2 separate regions of the Homo sapiens genome follow, and region 1 is linked to region 2. The links are chromatin loops, found by intact Hi-C in ENCODE. Cell type or tissue: natural killer cell. All regions are shown on one strand. Links, peaks and the distances in the headings refer to the core of each region. The heading gives the core; the rest is flanking DNA.

Region 1 (5,968 bases), core at 837-4,836, 250 kb before region 2:
GAGACCAAATATTAATAGATATCTCTAAACCAAATAAGTTATTCAGTGATGGAGCAGGGAATAAATCCCAGGAAATCCACTCTACAGCTTCATGGTCTTGTTTTTTCTCTAAATTTATTGGTATAAAATTCTAAGGCCATATTTACAGATATCCTAGGAGGTGACAGAAATATTGCATCCTGAAGAATTTCATTTTAAGAGACCCAGGAAATACTTAGTTAAGTATATACCTAATTAACTATGTTTGAAAGATGATTCTAAAATGAATCAAGTTATCTTTGCTCTGGATTATCCAACTTTGCATTCCTTATATTTAGTCATTAATTGCTACATATTATTTGACTTCTTTGGAACTCTTTCTAACTATTTTAAAATGTTTTCAATCAGAAGCAATGGAAAAGAACAATATCCAGAGAAATGGATAACAACTGGAAAGGGAAAGTGGAATGGTTTAAAGTGGCACACATAAAAGATGTTTGTTCTTACATCCTTTTCCACTGAAGTCTTATTCTTCTCTTTTTTGAGACACAGTCTCGCTCTGTTGCCCAGGCTGGAGTATAGTGGTGCAATCTCGGCTCACTGCAAGCTCTTCCTCCTGGGTTCACACCATTCTCCTGCCTCAGCCTCCTGAGTAGCTGGGACCACAGGCGCCCGCCACCACGCCTGGCAATTTTTTTGTATTTTTAGTAGAGACGGGGTTTCACTGTGTTAGCCAGGATGGTCTCGATCTCCTGACCTCATGATCTGCCCACCTCAGCCTCCCAAAGTGCTGGGATTACAGACGTGAGCCACCGCGCCCAGTCTTGAAGTCTTATTCTTAAGGGACTTGCATAAAAGAGAATGTGTCAGACAGGCCATGCTAAGAAGACCAGTTAATACTTTCCAACAAATATTGCTTTATATACGCGAGCGCAGGTATTTTCTGGAACTTCTGTGTTTGAATATAGCAATCTATACATGTTATACTAGAAACCTGTTTTTGGATATTCAGTATATATCCTGGCAACCCATCATCAAATTTACTCTTTGACTTTCTTTTCAGTTGTGCCATCGAGAATAGACAAGTCATGTTTCCCCAAACTTCAGTTTTCTTATTTATCCAGTCAAAATACTGGACCAGATGACCTCCAAGACCTCATCCTTCCATAAAATTCCACGATTCTATTACTTAGATCTTCTTACTTTATTTTTAGTGGTTCATAATATGTCTTTTGATCAATACCTTAGAGTATAATTTACATATGTTTAAATATACAAATTTTAAATGTATTGCTCAATGGCTTAATAAAAATAGCTTTATTGGGATATAATTAACGTGCCACGAAATTCACCTGTTTAATGTGTACAGTTCAATGGTTTTTAGTATATTTAAAGATTTTTTTTTTTTTTGAGACAGAGTTTCCCTCTTATTGCCCACGCTGGAGTGCAATGGCGCAATCTCGGCTCACCGCAAGCTCCGCCTCCTGGGTTAAAGCAATTCTCCTGCCTCAGCCTCCCGAATAGCTGGGATTACAGACATGCGCCACCAGGCCCTGCTAATTCTGTATTTTTAGTAGAGATGGGGTTTCTCCATGTTGGTCAGGCTGGTCTCTAACTCCTGACCTCAGGTGATCCGCCTGCCTTGGCCTCCCAAAGTGCCGGGATTACAGGCGTGAGCCACCACATGTGGCCTATATTTAAAGATTTTTATACCTATCATCACAGTCTAATTTTAGAAAATTTTTATCACCCTAAAAGAAACCTGGTACCCATTAGCAGTCGCTCCTGTCCTCCCTTTCTCTTTACCCTGCCAGTTCTTGGGAACCACTGGTCTACTTGCTCTTTCCATATATTTAATATTTGTCTATTTTGGCCCTTGTTTTTTTTTTTTTTTTTTTTTTTTTTTTGAGTCTAGGTCTTGCTTGGTCACCCAGGCTAGAGTGCAGTGGTGACATCATGGCTCACTACAGTATTCTGGCCCTTTCATAGGAATGAAATCTTACAATGTGTCATCTTTTGTGACTGACTTATTTCATTTGGCATAATGTTTTCGAGATTCATCCACGTTGCAGCAAGTATCAACACTTCATTCCTTTTTTTTGCCAAATAGTGTTCATTTTGTGCATGTACCACATTTTATTTATCCATTCATCAGTTGATGAAAATTTAGGCTGTTTCTACTTTTGGTTATTATGAATAATGTTGCTATGAACAATTGTGTTCCTGTGGACATGTGTTTCTATTTCTCTTCGCTACATACCAGGAGAATTGCTGGGTCATATGGTTCTCTACTTTTAATATTTTGAGGCACTGCCAAACTGTTTTCCAGAGCGGTTGCACCATTTTACATTCCCATTAACATGTACAAGGATTTCCATTTCTCCACATCTTTGCTAACAATTATTACTAAGTTTTGTTGTTGTTGTTGTTTTGTTTTTTGTTGTTGTTGTTTTGAGATGGAGTTTTACTCTTTTTGCCCAGGCTGGAGTGCAATGGCATGATCTTGGCTCACTGCAACCTCTGCCTCCCAGGTTCAAGGGGTCCTCCTGCTACAGCCTCCCAAGTAGCTAGGATTACAGGCACGCACCAACATGCCCAGCTAATTTTTGTATTTTTAGTAGAGACAGAGTTTCGCCATGTTGGCCAGGCCATTGTTGAACTTCTGACCTCAAGTGATCTGCCCGCCATGGCCTCCCAAAATGCTGGGATTACAGACGTGAGCCACTGCACCCGGCCAATTATTACTAAGCATTAAAATTAATTAATATTATCTTTTTGATTATAGCTATTCTAATAGATGTGAAGTGGTATCTCATTATTCCATGACTTTTAAGTTACCTACCTCTTTGTGACCTCCACCTACATGAAAATATGTGATGTTTCTATTCCTCCTGAAAATTTCTTTGGTACCTTTCTTCAGTAAACACTAGTTGCCTGCCCCTGGGTAACTACTCTTCTGACATCTACCACTGTAGATTAGTTTTGCCTGTTCTTGAATTTCATATAAATGCAACAAAACAGTATGTATGATTTATATATCAAAGCACATGAATGTTCATAGCAGCATTATTCATAGTAGGCAAAAAGTGGAGGTAACTCAAGTGTCTATCAACTGATGAATGAATAAACGACATATGGTATATCCATAAAATGGAATACTGACATAACTTAAAAAGTACTACCTAAAGTAGCAAGTGCTGATGTAGAAGCTGCAGCAAATTACCCAGAAGGTCTAGCTAAGGTCATTGATAAAGGTGGCTACACTGGAGAAAATTTCAATGTAGACAAAACAGCCTTAAATTGGAAGTAGATGCTGTCTAGAATTTATACAGCTAGAGAGGAGAAGTCAACACCTAGCTTTAAAGCTTCAAAAGACAGGCTGACGTTATTGTTAGGGGCCAATGCAACTGGTGACATGTGGTTGAAGCTGATGCTCATTTACCATGTTTAAAATCCTGGAGCCCTTAAGAATTACGTTGGCTAAGTATGAGGGCTCACACCTGTAATCCCAGCATTTTGGGAGGCTGAGGTGGGTGGATTACTTGAGTCTAGGAGTTCAAGACCAGCCTGGGTACCATGGCGAAAAACAGTCTCTACAAAATATACAATTAGCCAGGTGTGGGTGTGCCTGTGGTCCAAGCTACTTGGGAGACTGAGGTGGGAGGATCACCTGAGCCTGGGGAGACCAAGGCTGCAGTGAGCCATGATTGTGCCATTCCAGCCTGGGCAACAGTGAGACTCTATCTCAAAGAAGGAGAATTATTTTAAGTCTACTCTACCTGTGTTCTATACGTGGAACAACAAAGCCCAAATGACAGCACATCTATTGACAGCGTAATTTACTAAACAATTTAAGCCCACTGTTGAGACCTATTCCTCAGAAAAAAATATTCTTTTCAGAATATCACTGTTCTTTGACAGTGCACCTGGTCACCCAAAAGCTCTAATGGAGATGTATGAGGAGATTAATATTTTCATGCCTGCTAAAACAATATCCATTCTGTAGCTCATGGATTAAGGAATAATTTTTCCTTGATCTTAATTTTTCAAGTTGTTGTTGTTGTTGTTGTTGTTGTTGTTCTTCTTCTTCTTCTTCTTCTTCTTCTTCTTCTCCTCCTCCTCCTCCTTCTTCTCCTTCTTCTCCTTCTTCTTCTTCTTCTCCTTCTTCTCCTTCTCCTCCTCCTCCTCCTCCTCCTCCTCCTCCTCCTCCTCCTCCTTCTTCTTCTTCTTCTTCTTCTTCTTCTTCTTCTTCTTCTTCTTCTTCTCCTTCTTCTTCTCCTTCTTCTTCTCCTTCTTCTTCCTTCTTCCTTCTTCTTCCTTCTTTCTTCTTCTTCATCTTTTTTATTTGAGAGTCTCACTTTGTCACCCAGGCTGGAGTGCAGTGGGATGATCTTGGTTCACTGCAACCTCTGACTCCTGGATTCAAGCAATTCTCATGCCTCAGTCCCCTGAGTAGCTGGGATTATAAGCGTGCGCCACCACACCTGGCTAATTTTTGTATTTTTAGTAGAGACAGAGTTTCACCAAGTTGGCCGGGCTGGTCTTGAACTCCTGACCTCAAGTGATCCACACACCTAGACCTCTTAAAGTGCTGGGATTACAGGCATGAGCCACCGCACCTGGCCATGTCTTATTATTTAAGAACTACATCTCATAAGGCTATAGCTGCCTTAGATAGTGATTCCTCTGATGGATCTGAGCAAAGTAAATTGAAAATTTTCTGGAAAGGATTCACCATTCTAGATGCCATTAAGAACATTTATGGTTCATAGGAGGAGGTGAAAATATCAACATTAACAGGAGTTTGGAAGAAGTTGATTCCAACTCTCATGGATGACTTTGCAGGGCTCAAAACTTCACTGGAGGAAGGAACTACAGAGGTGGTGGAAATAGCAAGAGAACTAGAATTAGAAGTGGAGACTGAAGACGTGACTGAATTGCTGCAATTTCATAATAAAACTTGAAAGGATGAGGAGTTACTTTTTATGGATGAGAAAAGAAAGTGATTTTTTGAGATGGACTCTACTTCTGGTGAGGATGCTACAAACGTGGTTGAGATGATAACACAAGATTTAGAACAGTACATAAACTTAGATGATAAAGCAGTGGCAGGGATTAAGAAGATTGACTTCAATTCTGAAAGAATTTCTACAGTAAGTAAAATGCTATCAAACAGCATTGCATGCTACAGAGAAATCTGTCATGAAAGGAAGAGTCAGTCAATATGGCAGACTTCATTGTTGTCTTATTTTAGAAATTGCCTTAGCCACCACCCTGATTAGTCAGCAGCCATCAACATCCAGGCACGGCTGGGCGTGGTGGTTCATGTGTGTAGTCCCAGCACTTTTTCAGGCCAACGTAGGAGGATCACTTGAGGCCTGGAGTTTGAGACCAGCATGGGCAACAAAGGGAGACCTTGCCTTTACAAATAAATAAATAAATAAAAATTTAGCTGGGCATAGTGGTGCACACCTGTGGTCTCACGTACTCAGGAGGCTGATGTGGGAGGATCACTTGAGCCCCAGAAGTCTGAGGCTTGCAGTGAGCTATGATCATACCACTGCACTCCAGCCTGGGTGACAGAGCAAAACCCTGTCTCTAAAATAAAAAAAAAAAAAAAAAATCAAGGCAAGACCCTCTACCAGCCAAACTATTATTACTTGCTTGCTGAAGGCTCAGATGATCAGTAGCGTTTTTTAGCAATACGGTATTTAAAAATTAAGGTATCATTTTTTTTTAAGACAAATGCTGTTGTATACTTAATAGACTACAGTATCATGTAAACATAGTTTTTTTTGGGTTTGGGGAACAGGGTCTCGCTCTGTCACCTGGGCTGGAGTGCAGTGGCATGATCTCGGCTCACTGCAACCTCTGCCTCCCAGGCTCAAGTGATCCTCCCACCTCAGCCTCCCGAGTAGCTGGGACTACAGGCATGCATCACCACGCCCGGCTAATTGTTTGTATTTTTTGTAGAGATAGGGTTTCACGA
Region 2 (5,968 bases), core at 1,362-5,361:
AATGGATCAAAGACAAATATGAAAAGTGAAACCACAAAAGTTCTACTAGAAAGGATGAGAAAATTTCTTTATGACTTTAGAGTGGGGATGGCTTTCCTATGACACAAAATCTAGAAGCCATAATAAAAGAGATTGATATATTTAAGTATGGAAATTTTTTTTGTTTGTTTGAGACAGAGTCTTGCTGTGTCTCTCAGGCTAGAGTGCAGTGGTGGGGTCATGTCTCACTGCAACCTCCACCTCTGGGGCTCAAGCCATCCTCCCACCTTAGCCTCCTGAGTAGCTGGCACTACAGGCGCTTGCCACCAAGCCTGGATTTTTTTTTTTTTTTTTTTTTTTGTGGAGATGGGGTTTCACCATGCTGGTCTCCAACTTCTGGACTCAAGCAATCCTCCTGCCTCTGCCTCCCAAAGTGCTAGGATTATAGGTGTGAGCCACTGCTCCTGGCCTAAACAGATAAATTTACTTTACATGTGGAAACTTCTACATGGCAAAAAAGAACTACAAAAAAATAAAAGTACAGATGGCAATATGGAGGAAATATTTGCAATTCATGCCACAGATAAAGTGTTATGCTTCCTAACAGATAAATAGCACCTATTAATGTCTGAGGAAAAGACAACCTTACCAATACAGAAATGAATAAGGGTAGGAATAGACTGTTCAAAGAAGAGGACAGGCAAATGGCTCTTAAACATGCAGAAAGATGTCCAACCTCATTAAACAAGAGAAATGTAAATTAAAACAACACTGAGGTACCATTTCCTTTGCATTTTATAAACTAAAAGTTTAGTTAAATACTGCACTGTGTATGGTTGGTGGAAATATCAATTAGTCAAATCTTCATGGAGGACAAGTTGTCAATTTATTTCAAAATTACAAATGTACATGCACTAAGTTTCAGCAGTTCCATTTCTAGCAATTTCTCCTTTATAGGAGAAAATTTTGCCTACTTCACTCTTGTGCAATATACTCGTATAGTCACACCTGTGGGAAGCGACATAGGTAGAGGCTATTCACTGCAGCATGTTTTTTTTTTTTTTTTTGAGACGGAGTCTCGCTCTGTTGCCCAGGCTGGACTGCAGTGGCGCGATCTCGGCTCACTGCAAGCTCCGCCTCCCGGGTTCACTTCTCAGCCTCTCCTGTAGCTGGGCCTACAGGCGCCCGCCATCACGCCCGGCTAATTTTTTGTATTTTTTTAGTAGAGACGGGGTTTCACCGTGTTAGCCAGGATGGTCTCAATCTCCTGACCTCGTGATCCGCCCGCCTCGGCCTCCCAAAGTGCTGGGATTACAGGCGTGAGCCACCGCGCCTGGCCACTGCAGCTTTTTTTTGTTTTGTTTTTGTTTTTTGTAAAATATGGGACACTAAATAAATAGACTATGAAATAAATTATAGTAGAGGCATGTGATATATACAAAAGAATGAAGAAAGTTTTTATGTAGTGATTTGGAAAAAGCCCTAGGATATGTTAAACAAACAAACAAACAAACAAACAAAAAAAAGAGCAAGGAACAGAACCATGTATAGAGTATGCTGCTGTCTGTGAACCATGAGTACAGGGAGTTTACCCTCCTCCCCGCAAAGGAGAATCTATGGTTGCCCCTGTGGGTAAGCTGATGGTGTAGGACACACAGTTCTGGATTCAGCTTTTGCTGGTGAAATTGCTGGCTATCCCCTGATTGGGTAAACAAACCTAATTCCTCAGAGATCTACACAGTGCTCACCCCTCCCCAGCTGTCAGCCTTGTATCCAACTGTACTGGTACCATAATTTTTGATTCTCTGAGGGCTAGGACTTCTCTTTTCTTCCTGGACTCAGGGCAAGGATGGTCGGGCAAACTTGCTTTTGTCTTATTCATACCCAAAGCATCTGTGTTGTCAGTGTAAAAGGCTACTGAAGACATAAACCGTTTATAGTTCCAACACTGCAACTAGAAAATTCATCTTTAATCCAATGAGGATAACCTGGTATGTCATTTGCCAAAGGTTGTTATTAATACAAAGTGGATGCCAGTGGTTAGTGTATGAAATCACACATAAGCCCAGGCTTGCTGACTGGTTTCAACTACCATCTTTTTATTTAAGTGGACAGATATAACTGGGTGTCTTTGTTGTGTACAATGTCAGTGACTTTCTTCCTTGCTAGCAGAATCTGAGCTTTTGAGTACTGGAAATAGTCTGACTTTGTATTGGAAATATGTTATCTATTCCATGATTGATCATTTGGTTTTGTCCAGAGGCCTGGCATAAGATAGGAAACATGCTGTTGGCAGACAAATCTCTATGTGTCTCTGCACTTTTTGTATGTCTCGCGAGAAAAAAAATCATCACTAGTCATGAATTTGTGCAAGTATTTGACTACAATATTTATTGCTCATTTGTTAATAGTCATAAAATATAGGAAATATCCATGATGGCCAACCATAGGGGATAAGTTAAATTATGGTTCCTCATATAATGGAATGCCCTTCAGTGATTTTAAAATGATGATGTAAAAGAATATTTAATGTGGGAAAATGTTCTTGACATACTAAAGGGGAGGGGGAAAAGCTTCCTCAAAATAAATCACAGTAGTGTGATCTCATTTAAAAAGTGTTACACATACATACGCACACACACACACAGACATCGAATGGCGATACATCATGGATTATTAGCACTAGATATATTTTTGTAATGGGACATGGGTAAAGTTCTTATTTTCTTCTTAAAATGATGAATTTTTCTACAACAAATATGATTACGTTTGCAATGAAGCATTTTGCAAAAGCTATTATAAAAAGAGGAAGAGGTAAAATGCCTTCCTGAGTGCCTCTCCTAATCTAGTTAGCGAGACAACACAGGATATTCTGGAGCCACCTCCAGATTCCAAATCTCTGCCTTTGTCCTCTCAGGCCCATACAGATCCCCAGCCAGTTGCTGGGGAGACTATCGGGATCTGTGCGTTTCCTTGCCATTCATTTCTGGTCGCTGTCTGTGCTATACACCTCAGCAGAGGCACAGGTAAAAACCTTTAACCTGATTAAAATTCCCCTCAAGCATATTCCTGGTATTACTGGTAAGAGGAAGGAGAACGCATTTCAGAAATTAATTTCATCCTCATGTCATCAGAAAGGCCAGAAAAGAACAACCCCCTCCCCACCCATTTTAAATGCAATTTTGATTGGATTCTTTCTGAATACTTCAGTGGCTTTTGAGAAACAAAACAAAACAGCGTTCCTGAGCGCCCAGCTGCAGCCTCCTGCGAGCACATCATGTTCCGCACGTCTCGCTGGTTCGAGGACGCCTCGTCTGTTGCTATGGAAACAGAGTAGTCAAATCAGACTGCGACGGAGGACTCTACTGAGTCCCCGAGAACAAATTGTTTCCTTCTGTTTGGTTCCATTTGGTTTAAGTAGCGGGGGAGACCCTCGCTTTCTGGATAAACTATTTTCCCGGGCCGGACACTGATAAATGGATGGTTAAAGACAGCAAATAATCCTCAACTCGAGATGTCCTTGTCAGAACGGGCTGCGGCATTGAGTTTTGATGGGTGAATTCTAATGAGAATTAGGGTCTTTGTTTCGCACAAGTACTTTCAAGAACCGGCCAGCCTTTCCCATAAATGGGATTACATTTATTGTAGCCACTGAATAACAAAATTTTCAGCCGAATTTTCAGCCAACGGACGCTTCTGTAACTCGCAAGCTGCTTGAGGCAAAATCGGTTTCAGAGCGGGCAGAGCTCAACGCTCACGTACGTCAGGCTTTCTTGCACTACTTTCAAACTTCCAAGTGTTTTTCACATTTCTTGTTTCTTATGTTTTCATTCATGTTCCTGTACTATGAACATACGAAGTCAAATGCGAATGTAACTCTTACTTTTATTGGAGACTAAGAAAAGCCAAGTGATTTTTCTCAAAATGCAGCAACCGGCTGTTACGTGGCACAGGGCCCGGCTAATCAAATCCTATTCAACCATCAGTGACCGCACGGTGCTCTGGTTGCCCTGTTATTCCCTTTTGAGACTCAGTCATCACTGGTCTCCCATTTTGTGGCCTGAAGCCAACAATTTTCTAAATCCCTGTGAAGAACAACAGATAAGTAAAGAGGCTCTGAAGATTAGGAGGGAGAGAAAGGGCCACAGGAAACAAACTACCGTGTGGGTAAATCACACCTGCACATCCCAATTCATATTTCCAGAGCGTAACATATTCTGAAATACCTAAAGAATGTGTGGAAAATAGAAGTTCTTCAAAAACAAATATTCTGTAAAAACTAAAAGCAACCTAAATGTCCATCAAGAGTAGAATGGATATAAAAATTGTGGTATACAGTGAACTACTACTCAGCAATAAAGACAGAACAACCTACTGGATAAAACATAAACATTATGTTGGGTGAGGAAAACAAGGAACAAAAGAGCATGCATTGTATAATTCCATCTATATGAAATTCTCTCTAATCTATAGGGGAAAGAAAAGTAATCAGGCTTGCCTGGAGGGATAGGGGTGAGATTGGGGTACTAGGGAACTTTCTAAGAAAGTCAGTGAGCTACATTTGACTGGGGTGATTGTCATGTGAGTGTACACATTTGTCAAGATGCATCGAACTGTTTACATAGAATCTGTGCATTTACATACATAAATTATATCTCAACGAAGAAAAAGAAAGTATTTTATAGCCTTTCTCTGTGGGGTATTCTTTTAAGTGCTTTACATGCGAATGTACTTAATCCTCACAAAAATATGAGGGAGAAGTATGTTTATTTGCATTTTACAGATGGGGAAACTGAGACAGAGTGGTTACATAAATTTCCAAGGTAATGAATCTAGTGACTGGTGGGGCCAAGATTTGAGCCCTGGCAGTCCAGCTCCAGAGCTGGGCTCTTGGCTGCTGGATCACATTTCCATACCTACTAGAAGCAGCAACCAGCTTGTTCTCTGTTTCCTAGAAGAGCTTTTCCAAATATGATAGCAGAACAATTGCTCATATAGAGAGAATCCAGCTACACTTATTTATGCATTTATTTATGTTGGCTTTTGGGATACTTCTAATAATTCCATTTAGCATCAACATAGTCAACACTACTAAACTGTAGGCTTGCATTGCACATGATCAAGAAGGCCAATCTCCTGAACTTTGTTTGCTAATCATTGTACAACACAGTTGATATTATAAGACAAGCAAAATTATTTACCTGATTTTGCTAAGAGGAAGGGGGAAATGTGAAAGTGATTCAGGCATTGGGCTAGAGAGAAGACTCATCCACTCTGATATTATAGCTTATTGTATTGTTTATCATATATAGAGAAAAATTCACATTGACATCAAAATACTAACTGACTGACTATAGGAGAGGAAGATTTTCAATTTCTCAATTTGCAACGTTTAAGACAAGTGTGCATTTTTAATGAGATTCTGTAAGTTAGCCAGTCAACTGTTCTTGCTTGTGTGAAGGTTAGCTATTTTGCAGTCCTCATTCATTCACTCATTCATTGGTTAAACAAATATTTACTGAATGTCTACCGAATGCCAGGTACTAGGTACTGAAGATACATAAGAACTAGTATTCTAGAGGTTAGACATATGGACAAATAATCATGGAATGAGATAGGCACCCTGCAGTTGAAAGGATTTCATTTAGACCAGGGAATACTGCCCCAACTCTGCTCTTGGCCATAGTGATCTGTGGGTTTGCCAGTTCTGCATGACCAGAAGGTGGAAGGAGAGATGAAGCATTTCTGAATGACCTAAGGTTTTCCTATCCTCTTATTTTATGAATATTATTGGAAGCATGGCCAGTACTTGGAAGAGGTAGGCTCTAATTCTTTGTGTTCATATGGCTTGTAAGACTTCAGTTTTTTCCTAATCCTGGTTTCTCATGGCAAAGTGGTTGGTTGTCAGTGGCCAGAGGACTAAATTTCAAGGTTGTCACTTGAGTACTTTTCTCTGTTCTGTGGCTATAGGCTATATCCCTAATACCAG

The links. Peaks named below come from ENCODE experiments on the same cell type or tissue, not always from the same donor. Only the 100,000 strongest peaks of a DNase experiment are listed, where the experiment ranks them.
Region 1: a loop joins it to region 2, with 2.3 times the contacts of the local background. A loop is called at or near these places in 1 of 110 quality-filtered maps.

The regions. Positions count from the first base shown.
Region 1 is chr9:84,022,117-84,028,084 of GRCh38, forward strand. No RefSeq gene overlaps it. Among named protein-coding and RNA genes, the nearest start is that of RMI1, 44 kb to the left of the region's middle. In natural killer cell, for the core only: no CTCF peak of the experiment used is centred there; no DNase peak of the experiment used is centred there.
Region 2 is chr9:84,268,394-84,274,361 of GRCh38, forward strand. No RefSeq gene overlaps it. Among named protein-coding and RNA genes, the nearest start is that of SLC28A3-AS1, 6.8 kb to the right of the region's middle. In natural killer cell, for the core only: no CTCF peak of the experiment used is centred there; a DNase peak (open chromatin) is centred at 3,268; H3K27ac peaks cover 329 bases.